3 separate regions of the Mus musculus genome follow, and all the other regions are linked to region 1. A link is a contact called in ENCODE Hi-C or POLR2A ChIA-PET data. All regions are on one chromosome and are shown on one strand. The core of a region is the stretch at or near the end of the contact, and the rest is flanking DNA. Distances in the headings are between cores, read along the strand shown. Region 1 holds the start of D530033B14Rik (RIKEN cDNA D530033B14 gene). Region 2 overlaps Gm30771 (a long non-coding RNA gene). Region 3 holds the start of Ccne1 (cyclin E1).

Evidence for each region. Hi-C counts contacts between places; a loop is a spot of excess contacts on that map. ChIA-PET counts read pairs that join two places held with the same protein, here RNA polymerase II (POLR2A).
Region 2: a loop to region 1 is called in a map of heart, with 1.9 times the contacts of the local background. The contact joins the enhancer-like site here to the promoter of D530033B14Rik in region 1. A Hi-C loop is called at or near these places in 1 of 37 maps with a recorded cell type or tissue (heart). POLR2A ChIA-PET finds 5 or more read pairs at or near these places in 2 of 5 experiments (Patski and embryonic stem cell).
Region 3: POLR2A ChIA-PET joins it to region 1 with 12 read pairs in Patski. The contact joins the promoter of Ccne1 here to the promoter of D530033B14Rik in region 1. A Hi-C loop is called at or near these places in 1 of 37 maps with a recorded cell type or tissue (v-Abl transformed pro-B cells). POLR2A ChIA-PET finds 5 or more read pairs at or near these places in 3 of 5 experiments (Patski and embryonic stem cell).

Annotation. Positions count from the first base shown.
Region 1 is chr7:38,181,531-38,185,645 of GRCm38, reverse strand. It overlaps D530033B14Rik (RIKEN cDNA D530033B14 gene), which reads left to right and starts at 1,864. Exons shown (of 1, transcript NR_165180.1): 1 at 1,864-3,074. It overlaps 1600014C10Rik (RIKEN cDNA 1600014C10 gene), which reads right to left and starts at 1,859. Exons shown (of 4, transcript NM_028166.3): 1 at 1,747-1,859.
Region 2 is chr7:38,082,532-38,086,646 of GRCm38, reverse strand. The region is part of intron 3 of Gm30771 (a long non-coding RNA gene); the gene reads right to left. Among named protein-coding and RNA genes, the nearest start is that of Gm30684, 22 kb to the right of the region's middle. Within about 2 kb of position 1,691, at least 1 of the 3 ENCODE cell types and tissues checked has a DNase peak (open chromatin) inside an H3K27ac peak, as active enhancers do; it is heart, where a contact is called at or near this core.
Region 3 is chr7:38,105,569-38,109,683 of GRCm38, reverse strand. Ccne1 (cyclin E1) reads left to right here and starts at 2,194. Exons shown (of 12, transcript NM_007633.2): 1 at 2,194-2,362; 2 at 2,855-2,897; 3 at 3,001-3,088; 4 at 3,337-3,405. The coding sequence starts at 2,884.

The DNA.
Region 1 (4,115 bases), core at 615-3,114:
TTTTTTTTCACTTACTACTTGGCTGTGAGTAGCCGAAACTACAGAATGTAAAAGTGTGGGCAGGGTGGGGGGAGGGAGCTGGGAATGAGTACTGGACTCACCCATCTTACCCCTGATTACCTACTCAAAGAATTATCTACCTCCAGATTTGCTCTGAATAACATTAAGTCAAAGCCCATGGAGCAGAAAAGAAAAGGTTCCAACATGCACATGCCATTCTCAATCTCTACCACGCCCAGACAAGCCTTTGCCAGAAGACAAGCCAGGCTCCTTAGCAAGTGTCAGGGGGCAGGAGAGCCGGGCAAGAAAGGTTCCGCCCCAGCTGGGCTTCTGCAGTCTCCAAGGCAAGGCAAGGCTGGCCTAGGTTTCCTGAAGAGTAATTCCAGAAGTTATGGCAGCAACAGGCTTTTGTGGTGAAAGAAAGGTTTGGGACCTGGAGTCTATGTGAAAGCTTTCACTTTCTGAATTCTTCAGGCTCAAGAAATTGAAAGGTAACACGCCCCATTCTCCTCTTTCCAGGGGCCACCTCTGTCTGTCTGCGAGGAAGAGATGGGGGGCGCAGAAGACAGGACCTTCCCACGGGAGCAGAACGACTTCAATAATGCTGTCCTCAAAACAGGTCCTGTTCACCGGAAGTCCATCTGCCAGCCATAGGGAAGACAAAAGCTAACTGGGAGCCCTGATGTCCTATAGTCACCCAGACTGGAGGGAAGATGACAGCAGGGCTCCCATACACAGAGGAGGTGAAAAACTCAAACCTTTGGACAGCAGCCTGACCTGAGTCCAATCAAGTTGTGAGGAACAGAGGAGGAGGCCTCAGAGTAACAGGGGGCTCCATGTTCTTTATAGCAATCTTAGACGAAGCTGGGATTCAAATCCCCAGAGTAGAGGGAGGAAATGTGTCAGGGGTAGGGGGTGGGTAAGGGGAGGCTGCAGGGAGAAACAAACAGAAACTGAGTGGAAAACAGGTCTTTGGCCAAATAGCAATATTTGCTCCCCTGTCTGGAATTCCCCAGTTGTACTCTGTCCTCTGTGAAGTTCATCACCCTGTTCTTCCAGCCTACTAAGTTGTTTACTTACTTGATTGTTGGTATTTAAAAATAAGAAGATATCGAGGGTGTGCTGGCTCCCTCCCATAACCCCAGCATGGGGGAGGCTATGGTAGGACTCCCAGATCAAGACCAGTGAAGGTTACATAGTGAGACCCAGTCTCAAACTAACAGCAATAATACAATCTTACATATATCTTAGATCTTCCTAATTTCTCTTGAAAGATCAGAAGTGGTCAGTGGTAGGTTCGCTACATAGCTCGCAGAGTTAACTGACACCCATCACTCAGCAGCACCGTGCCCTCTGCACCCGGCCATGCATGCACCTTATCTACTTAGTCATAGAAGAACGTTTTTCAACAACAGCTCCAATTAATCTGGCCCTTTGATCCCCTGACATTCATTCCTGGCCATCCCTAAGCTAGAGCCCAGATTTCCTCCCTCTCTGGGCCAAGCACAGCAGTCCGCTAGGCAGAAGGCATAAACTGTGGGAAGACACCGCACCGCGCACGCGCACTCCCAAGCATCCAGGTTGCGGCTGGAAGCGCACGGAGCTGCTGACTACTCCAACCTCGGCGCTGCAGCTTAGGCCTTCAGTGTCTCAGGTCCTTTGCATTGAGATGAACAGCTCTAGCACTGGGCCTGACACCGTAGGGTCCCCGACCGGCTTCGCAGACCCCGGCTTCCCCGCGCGCACCTTTACCGAGCTGGAGTCTGGGACCGCCAAGGCACTGAGGCCGGCTCTGCTCTGCCAGCTCCAGAGAGGCGTTCACAGGCCACCGCCACCCTGGCTCCGCCCTCCCACCTTCCGGCTCCGCCGGCCTTCCGGGTCGCCGAGCTCTGGGTCCCCATGAGTCTGGGTCCTCAAGATGGGACAGGCCTGGGGAAAGATCTTGATGGCGGGGCGAGGCGTCCCTTCCGCGCCCCAGCGTCTGATTGACTGACACCAAGACCCAGGCTAGGAAGCTCTGTGCCTGCGGAAATGGGGAGCATCTGGGAGGGGACTCTGTGTCGCGAGGACCCGCTGCCCCCACTTCCTCTCCGCCTGGCCACCCCACTCAGTGCCCAACCTCACGTTTAGGATCTGGGACGGTTCCTGGAAGGTTCTCCTCGATCGCCCTTTGCGCTGGCTGGGTCTGTGACTTGCCGGACCCTTTCTCCCACAGGGTCCTGGACCTGGGAGATGATAGAGGGGCTTGGCTGTCAGGAGCGACTGCTGGTTAATTAACGCTGGGGCCTGCGTGGGACGCGCAGGGGCTGGTATAGCTTTCAGACCTCCTAAGACCAGAACAGAGCCCACTCCACTTGCAGGGCAAAGGGAGCCACTCAGAAAGAGAGCAGAGTAACAGAAAAATCCAGAGAGGCCTAGGGAGCAGTCCCCGCCCCCTGGTCCCAAGGACTCTAGGGCTGGCCTGAAAATATGCCAAATCTGGTATCTCTCCCAATACTGAACTTTAACCCTGAGCAAAGTCTTGAGTACGCACGGTTGTCAGTGACAAACTAGATACAGAGGGACTGGGCTAGCCAATGCCACCCAAATAGAGAGTGTGGCGAGCGAACTCCAGTCTAGGTCCAAGTGGCCCCTAGCGCGATCTGCCAGGTGGGGGTGGAGAGCTGCTGCGGGCATACAGATGATCTGTGCAGGGCCATATTATTTCTTCTTTTCTGTCTTCTTAGAAGGCCTCGAACCCCTTTTAACATCAAGATTCTCCTGGCTGGAGTGGAAAAGTCTGTGCGTTTTCGAGTAGGAGCTTTTGCCCGAGTTTGGGTGACTTTCAAGAGCCAAAGTTAACTGAGGCTAAGAATAGATTAGCTCCTTGCTCTCTGTGGAGCTATGAGGTGAGGCGCTTCAATGTCCCCCGCGGGCAGCGCCCTCTGGTGGCAAGGTCGAGAACCGGACTCGCTTGTTTTCTCCTTTGCCTAAATATCAGAAGTATGTAGCAATGATGGGAACAGGAAAGTTCAGTGGAGAATAGAGACTAGGCTATAAGACATCCACACCGACGATGAATAAAGCCCTAAAATTATCACCCTGACACCTAGAAGTGTTCCTAGACAGCCAGTAGCGGCTGAGGCCGTCTGTGAAAGAGGTGCACAGTAGGTGTGTGTACATCCACAATCCTGTTACTCAGATAGAGCTCCTTCTGAGGCAGAAAGCTCAACAATTTGAGGCTAGCTACCAGGTGCAGGGGTGTACACCTTTAATCGAAGCACTTGGGAGACAGAAACAAACAAATCTCATGAGTTTGGAGCCAGCCTGGTTACAAAGAGAATTCTAGCTGACCCAGGCTACATAGTGAAACCTTGTCTCAAACAAACAAGCAAATCCATCAGGGTTTGAGGCCAGCCTAGGCTGCAGATGGAGACCCTCCCTCAACTTTCTTCCTTCCTATCCCCAAGTTCACACACTGAAAGTCTTTAGTAGTGGACCTTTGGGAGGTGACTAGTGGCCTCATATAAGAAGCCCAAGGGAGCTTATTGTCCCCTTCCTCCATCTATGAAGTGCTTAGCTACACTAGACCTGAAACCTGCTGGTATCTTAATTTTGGACTTCCTTGTCTCCAAAGAAATTGGTTCAGTAGCTCAAATTCCCTATCCTTGCTATGTTGTTACAGCAACTTGAAGGGACTCCCCTGACACTCCCCTGAGCCTGTAGGAAAGATTCCTTTCTGTCTCTCTTAGCTTCTGGTAAAGTTACCAGTCTTCGATAACCCTTGGCTTACAGTGTTAATCTTCTCTATTGCTGCATGGATGTGTGGTGGGGGCGGGGGAGGGGAGGACAGTCTTCTAGCTGCAAGGAATCCCTAACTAAGACAGTTAGATACACAGTGACAGAGTTAGGACTCCAAGTCTTTTCGGGACAATAACAATTCAACCTGGTGGTCAAATGAGATTAGCCCACATAGGCTCATATGTTTGACTATCTGGTCCCCAGTTGGTAGAACTGTTTTGAGAAGTGACCTTGTTGATGGAAGTGTGTCACTGGGGGTGGATTTTGAGGTTTTAAAAGACTGATGACATACCCAGTGTGCTCTCTGCTTCCTGTCTGTGGACCAAAATATAAGC
Region 2 (4,115 bases), core at 442-2,941, 99 kb after region 1:
TTGGCTTCCATATACCTTTTCCTCAACTTCACTCAGAGTAAAGAGGCAGTCCGAAGGAGGGTCTTCCCTAGCCAAAACTCCAAATTCTCTACAGAAAGCCTTTGTGCACCACGGAGCAAACCACACGGAGTGAGCCCAAAACCCCATGGCTGTTCTGGGAAGCACGGGCACAACACACGTGGTTGAATGTGCAAGGGCACTAGTTAGAGGGCATGGGGAGATTAAAAACAAAAGCATCATCTCAGAGGGACATATTGAGGCTGGAATGTTGGTAAATGAATCTGGAGAAACTGAACAAAACGGAGGCTCAGCAATTTGCCCAAGGTCAGACACTGAGCCTGGCTTCAGGGCCTACAGCTACATTGAGCTGCCTCGGAGCCTTAGCCTTAGATTAATGGAATGTCCCATTAACAAGCTCCTGAACCCTCAAACCCAAAATTGGGAGGGGCCCAGGTATGGGTTTTCAGGGCCGCAGGACCTAGCCGCTTAAGCCTGAAGAGGGCGCGCATTCCTCTCCGGGACTGCTGGCAGCTCAGCCTTTCTGCCTGGAGCACGCTTCCTACCAGTCCCAAGCACTCGGGTCCCCCCTTTTAGGCCTCCTCGGGCCCGCCAGTCCGGGATGACAGCTTGGCTGGGCCCCACGCCTGGACTGCGCCCGGTACGGCGCCTCCCCCCGGTCACGCGGCACAGATGGGAGAGGAGGAGGACGAGGAGGAGAGGAAAGGAGGCCCTTTGGGGCAGAAGGGTAGGAACCCGCTGCACTGGGCGTCGCCTCTGAAAGGGGCTCTGTGCGGCTCGGGGAGAAGAAAGGGGCAAAGAAATGGAGGAGGAGCTGTGTAAGGAGCAGTGATGCAGGCTCAGGTGTCCGGACCCCACCGCAGTGTTCCAGCCACACCCAGACGGAAACCATGGTCGACGGTTTGGCCTGCGCCCGTCTCTAGACTGCTAGCTGGGGGAGCAGGCACCCCTGTCACCTCATTGTGCACGGAGCAATAGGCCTCGCCATGTTAGCCAGACCAAATGTAGCCCTTAGGGCAAGGGCAGAACGTAGGAGTCGGAGCCCAGAACCTCTTGCCACGCAAGCCACAAAGCAAGGCCCAGGAGCCCTGCTGTCCAGGGCAGATCTTGGTGGCGCCACTTTCCAGCCACGTGGCTTGGAGCAAGTTTCTTTACTTCATCTGTGAAATGGGAGAGCGCGCACGTAGTGGGGTTATTATGTAGGGGGGTTTCGTCCCCTAGGGCTGGGCCTGCCTTGGTCACAGCTCTCACCAATGCAGCGGGATAAAGAAACTGAAGTTGGGGACAGAACCAGGCCGCCCCAGTCCCGCGCCGCCCAAGACCTCCATGCGCGCGCGCGCGCGCACCTTACCCGCCTCCTCCTTCGGAACCCGCAGCCCCGCCCTTCTGGCTCAGGCTGAGCTCCACGTGCGGCGTGTTTACACACGTGACTCCAGGGCCCGCCCACCCAGCCTCCGCCTCCGATCCGACCCCGCCCCTGTCCCCGCCCCATGTCCTCTGCGGCTGCGCGGCGTCGAGCTAACGCAAAGCGCCTCTGTAACAGAGCCAAAGCGTAGGTGGATCTCTGGGTAGGCGGGACTTTGGGCCTCCTCGTGGCTTCCTCGCGCACCGCGAGGGGGGCGGGACTGGACGGTCACGGGCGGGGCCAAGTGTGAGCGCAGGCTCTAGGCAGGGCGTCGCGTGGGCGGGGCTGAAGAGAGCTGGGCGGTGGCGCTGGGGTCCGGCGCATGCGCAGGCACACCAAGCTGTACAGCTTTCAGACCTGCTTTCGCCACGTTCCTAGTCCTGCCCCTGTGTAGGCTGAACCAGGTAGAACTAAGAAGGACACATTGACGCCCACATTTCACTGCGTTTTGGGCAAAGACGGGCTCTCCAGGATTCTCTTCCCTTGCCCTCCTGCTATTTCTCCCTTTCTTCTGGATTGGTTCGGTGCAGGCCTGTTGTGGCATCCTGTTTGTCTTTGATACCTTACCAGTCATACCATTGAAGCTCATTACACCTTCTCTTTTTCCTCTCTCCCTCTCTTCCATCTCTCTCCTCCGTTACTTCCCACCCTCTTCTTTCTCTCTCATACTAGGGATTGAACCTAGCCCTGAAGCGAACTGTCCTTGTACCGTACCGCCACCCCACTGGGTCCAAAGAATTTCAGCACCTACATGATGACACAAGTGGAAAATTGCTTCAGTACCGTGCCTGCCTGCCTGCTGCCATTTTTACTTTTTCTTTTTAGAAACCAAGTTTGCCCAGGCCTGCCTTGAAGTCTCTTCGTAGACCCAGGCTAGCCCTGAAGTACCTCTGTTAGGCCCAGGCTGGCCTAGAATTTGTGATCCTTCTGCCTCAGCGTCCCAAATAGCTGATATTTACAGTCAAACCCAGCTTCCGTAAACCCTAAGCAGACTCCGAGATCGTGCTTTATCCCTCACCACTAGCAGACTTCCTCCTAGATGTATCACAAACCCTTTTAAGCCAACATATATGGAGTGAGCCCCTTTTTTCTCTGAACTTTGTGTCACACCCCATTTCTGCAGTGCTTAGCACTGCAATCCACCTTCTCAGGAGGTTAGGCCTCAGACAAAGACAATTAGTCTTGATGACTGAAATTTAAATGCCTTGTAATCTCCCTTCCTAACCAGGGAGCATTCGGGAAACAGAGGTGGCCAGATCTCTAAATTCAAGGCCAGCCTGGTCTACAGAGCTTGTTCCAGGACATCCAGGGCTACACTGAGAATTCTTGTCTTGAGGGGGAAAAGAAAGGATCTCCCCTCCCTTCATTGTCTGCTACACTCATGTCTGTGACTCCAAAAGAGCCTCACACTGTATCTGTTTGGATTTTTAGAAGATCTGCCATCCTGTTTGTCTTTCCTCAAGTCTAGCTAACATTTCTAAATGATTGCATTAATTATCTGTAGGGAGAAATCCAAACCTCTTCATTAAAAGAAAGACAGGAAAAAAGACAAAGGTGTCTTTGGCTCTCCCTCTTGGTTCCAAGACCACCAAAATTATCAAAACTGAGGATACTAAACCTTTACAGAGGATAATGTAGTATCTGCTTATAACCTGTATATAGCGCTCTGTGTCTCTAGAGTATCATACTTAATGCCATAATATATATTATATATTATGCTCTATTGTCTAGGGAAAAACATAATTTGGAATTTTCTATGGAAATTTTCTATGGGATGGTGTGTATGGTATGTATACACCTGCGTGTTCCCATGCAGGTGTGTGTGTGTGTGTTTATGTAGCTGTGTATGCAAGTACTGGTTTGTGTGTATGCTCCTGTGCAGATGTAGATGTGTTTATATGCAACTGAATATGCAGATGGAGGTGTGTTTGTTCACTTTTGTGTGCAGGTGTGTGTGTGTGTGTGTGTGTGTGTGTGTGTGTGTGTTTCAGAGGACTATTTCCTGTGGTGTTCCTCAGGACAGAGTGACTCACTTGCCTAGAAGTTGCCAAGTAGGCTAGTGTGGCTGCCAGCAAGCTCTAGAAATCCTATCTCAGCTCTGAAACAGTGTGTGCAAACTTGGACCCCTGTGTCTGGCTACTGCTTACTTATTTATTTTAAAATGTGGGTTCTGAAGTGCAAACTTAGGTCTTCACTCTTGCAAGGCAAGCCCTTTACTGATGAACTGACAGACTCATCTATCTATCTATCTATCTATCTATCTATCTATCTATCTATCTATCTATCTATCATGCACTCAATTCTCTCATAGAATCAAAGGTTGCTACATCAAATTAGTAGCTGGCTAATCTCCACCCAGCACAGGTCCACATTAAAAAAAAATCAGAAACATTTCTGGCCCGAAGCATTTCAGATAAGGAATATTCATCCTATTGTAATTGCTTTTAAATCTTGATGACTGGCTCTGAAGACAGAGCTCAGTGGTTATCACCACTTGCTCTTGAGGGCTGGAGGTTGGTGTACATGGTGCTCACAATAGTCTGTAACTTCAGTTCCAGGAGATCTGGACCTCTTCTGGACTCCTCTAGCAACCCCCCCCCAACACACATAATTTTAAAAAAGATTTATTTTATGTATATGAATGCTCTATCTACATGTACACCTGCATGCCAGAAGAGGGCATCAAATCTCA
Region 3 (4,115 bases), core at 945-3,444, 76 kb after region 1:
TAGCTGACCTGGAACTTGCTCTGTTGTTAAAGGCGTGTGCAACCAACACCTGGCCTGGAATTTGCTCTGTAGACCAGACTAGCCTTGAACTCACAGAGACCCACTTGCTTCTGCCTCCTGAGTTGGAGTGTTGGGATTAAAGGTGGGTGGGTGCTAGCTACCACACCCAACCTGTGTTTTGCATTCTTGAGTGTGGGATTCTTGTATGCTGCTGTAAAGGCAAGTGACTTGTGACTTTTGTTGTGTAGTCTTTAATTCATCTGTTTTATTGTTAGGACATACAATGCCTGAAACTCTCATTCTCTGCTGCTGATGGGTCCATAAGGAAAGCTCTATCACTGCAGCAATAGTTCATTTATTGAGCATTTACTGTGTACCAGGCCTGGTACTGAGCCACCTGTTTCCCTTAATTCTCACAGCAAGTGTAGGCAGTAGATAGCTGTGGTCTGCGAACTAGGGTCACCCTGGAACCAGCATGATAGCTTTATTGTTAAATTCTTAGGGCTGGGCTTTAACTTTAAAGGGCTTAACCCAAAGTTTCACTTTAAGTTTATCATCTGCTGTTGAATCCAACAGGGTTTGGAGAATATGGGGTCTGGGGCTCAGTCTGCTTATGACATCCTCAACAAAATCTCAGCAGCCTGGGACATCACCATTATGCTAGTCAGGACCTATGGGAAGGGCACACTCCACTTTGACTTCCAGAAGAGAGTCACTGGGAGCAGAGACAGGCTTACCCCGAGGAAGGTCCCCAGAGGTATTTAGACCCCGCCTTTCACACTTCTACAACTTGAGTACAGGTCTTTCTTTGCTAGCAGTCAATGTGCTCAAGGCATTCGTCTCAGTAGCCTGTATGTTCCACAGACCTGGGTCAGTGTGGGTTTCTTTTCTCTCTTTCTTTCTTTCTTTCTTTCTTTCTTTCTTTCTTTCTTTCTTTCTTTCTTTCTTTCTTTCTTTCTTTCTTTCTTTCTTTCTATATCATTTACTAACATAAGGGAAGTGACCCTTTTGGTCCAAGATACAGAAGGGGCAACGGGATAAGAAAACAGAGTGAACAAGAGATTGGAAGAAACAAGTGCTTTGCCATAGTTTAACACTGGAGGGGACGTCCTGGGGAAAGGTACGCCGGAGAGGAAGTGGTTACCAAAGACCTTCAAGTTTTCCGGAAGCACAAACAGCTGGAATGGGTCAGAAGAGAGTAAAGCAAGCTCTGAGGCTCTGGGGTGCGAAAGGGCACCGGATGCTGGATCCAGCAGCTCGGGCGGAGGGCTGAAGGTCAGGTCTGGGGTGGGTGAGGGTCACTTCACGTTTGTGAGGCATGTGCATACTCTGAGGTTGATGAAAACACTTGGAGTAAAATTATAGGCTGGAGACTGCCTCACCTCATGGGGACCTAAGGGTCAGAGAGGCTTTCTGCAAACGGGTTGGGCCCATGTGTGCTAGAGGCACAGAAATGTGCTTGGGTAGCCTAATGAATGAATGAATGGGTGGATGAATGGACCAGAAACACTGACAGGTTAAAGGACCTGCTGCTGGTCCACAGGAGACCTAACAGCAGCAGCCTGAATGCTGGTTCCGGTCCCAGGAGCCACAAGCTGTTGTGACCTTGGGGACACCCACGCGCCGGACTCGGCCCGGAACTCTGCGTCTCAGGGGCGGGGAGGACGAGTCAGGAGGGACAGTGCGCGCGCGCGGGAGACCGGCGGATGACGGGTTCTTAACTCCGGGCCCTCCCGTGCCTCACTCCAGTCAAGCCCGGCCGCCGATCATTGCGATCTGCCCTGCTGACATTCCACTTGGGCGGCCCATGCCGCTCCTCCCGGCCCCGCACGCTCAGAATCCTTCAGGCGCTCGCGCCAAGATTCTCCCGCGTCAGCGAGCCCGCCCCGCAGCCGCGCGCGCCAGACGACTCTCCCGCGTCCCGCCCCGCGCAGGCCCCGCCTACCACGTCCGCACCCCGCCCCCGGCGCGCAGGCCCTGACATCTAGCCCCACCCCTTTAGTGCATGCCACGCCCGTAAAAGAACACGCCCCCCGGGAGGCCACGCCCCCACCAGAGCTCCTCGCTGGTCCGCGCGGCGACGGGGCGGGCCCCGGGCCTGCGGCGGCCGCTGAGGGGCTCGCAGCCCTCGGGGCGGGGCGCGAGGGCGGGACGGGGCCGGTGCCGCGCGCTGGGATTTTTAAATGTCCCGCTCGAAGCCGGGCGCAGGAGCAGCCGGCTCGACAGCCAGCGCGGTGTAGGGGGCAGGCGCGGATCCCGCCAGCGCCGCGCGCTCGGCCGCCGCCTCCCGCCTCCTGCTTCCCGCTCGCCGTCGGCCTCCTGCCCGCTCGAGCGCGCCTGCCTGCGGCGGACACAGCTTCGGGTACGGGCTGCCTGGACTCCCGGGACTCCCGGGACTCCCACGACTCCCAGGCGTCCGGACCGGGTCCGACCAGACCGGACCGGGCCCGGGTGGGGGTGGGGCGAGGCCGGGTCACCCGGTCCCCTGAGGTATCAGCTCGGGGTGCCCCGGCCGGGGTGGCTGTGAGAGACGGGTCAGGGGTAGGTGTAGAAAGGGACACTGAGGCAGCCCCGGCCCCGAGGACGGTGATGGAGCGGGGGGTCCTCTTGAAGGGCGGCTGGGCCTCCATCCCCAACCTCAGGTTCGGACCCAGGGTCGCAGGCTGCTGGCGGCGCCTGCGGGTGACAAGCCACCCGGGCCCATCGGCCATTTTCCCGGCCGGCCTCCGGGCCCAGGAGGCTCCCGCCGCCGCCGCCCGCGCGGGAGGGGGGAGGGGTGCCCGGGACGAACTGGAAGACTCAGGTCCCCTCTGCGGGCCGTGCTCACCACGATGCTTGCTTGTTGTCCTCCCAGGTCTGAGTTCCAAGCCCAAGTCCTGAGCCATGCCAAGGGAGAGGTGAGTGGCCTCCCTGCTGCGGGAGGGTAAGGGTGAGTAGCGGTGGGGGAGGGGCGGCCTGAGTTTTTGGGGAGCAGCACCCCATGACACCATGCCCTTGCAGAGACTCGACGGACCACAGCAACATGAAAGAAGAAGGTGGCTCCGACCTTTCAGTCCGCTCCAGAAAAAGGAAGGCAAATGTGGCCGTGGTGAGTACAAAGGATACAGGTTGGGAAGGGGACAGCCCACCCCCCCTTCCATCTTACCTGGGTACCAAATTTGGTTCTTCTTACCTACTAGTGAAAAGAATTAGTTGAGAGAGAGGTTTCCTTTAGTTGAATGTCGTTCATGACCTAACAAACATTTCCCCCTTTTTCTCTTGTGTTTTTTGTCTTTGGGTCGCACCATGTGGACCCATGGTGGACCGGGATTTTTTTTTTTTTTTTTTTTTTTTTAGTTTTTGCAAGACCCAGATGAAGAAATTGCCAAGATTGACAAGACTGTGAAAAGCGAGGATAGCAGTCAGGTAGGTCTGCTGCCTACAGGGTATTCTGCCTCCTGGGTTCCAGGTTTTCTTTCTTCCAACTTTCCCAAAACAGAGCTGCAGGCCACATGGCTGAACCTCTGAAGCTTGTCAATGTGGCCTGGTCTCAGTTGGGCCTGGGGTTGTGGGAGGGGTTTGTGTTTCCTGAATGGCACCTTTAAGGTTACAGGTACTGATACCTGGAGGAACCAGAGTGAGTGTATAATTTGGTCCTTTCTAAGCCCAGGGGGAAACTGAGTCTTATTAGAAGGTAACCCAGAGTCCTTTGCAAACCCAGCAGAGCTGGGCCTGCAGTCTTACTGCGGAAGGCTAGTTGGGGGATAGGACTCCCAACTCTTTCTCCCTTGTCCATTCTTGTGACTTTTCCTAATCCCAGCAGTAGAGAAGCAAGGGCAGGCCCTCTGAGTTCCACGCCAGCCCAGACCGTAGAGTGAGACCCTGTAGCAAAAACTAAACTTTTCTCCTATGCAACCCAGAATGTTCCACCATCAGCTCACTACATTGATCACTGCTGTCTGGACCTTACGTGGCCTCAGCAAGGATCTGTAATGACGTGTGTCTCAACCAGTATTTCATTGGCTGCTCCATTTCTTCTGTCCCTCCTAATGTGGTGTTTGCCAGATCTTTCTAATGCAGCATGGTATCATAATATGAGAAGATCCTTGCATGCAGAGAGAGCTTCTATTATCTCT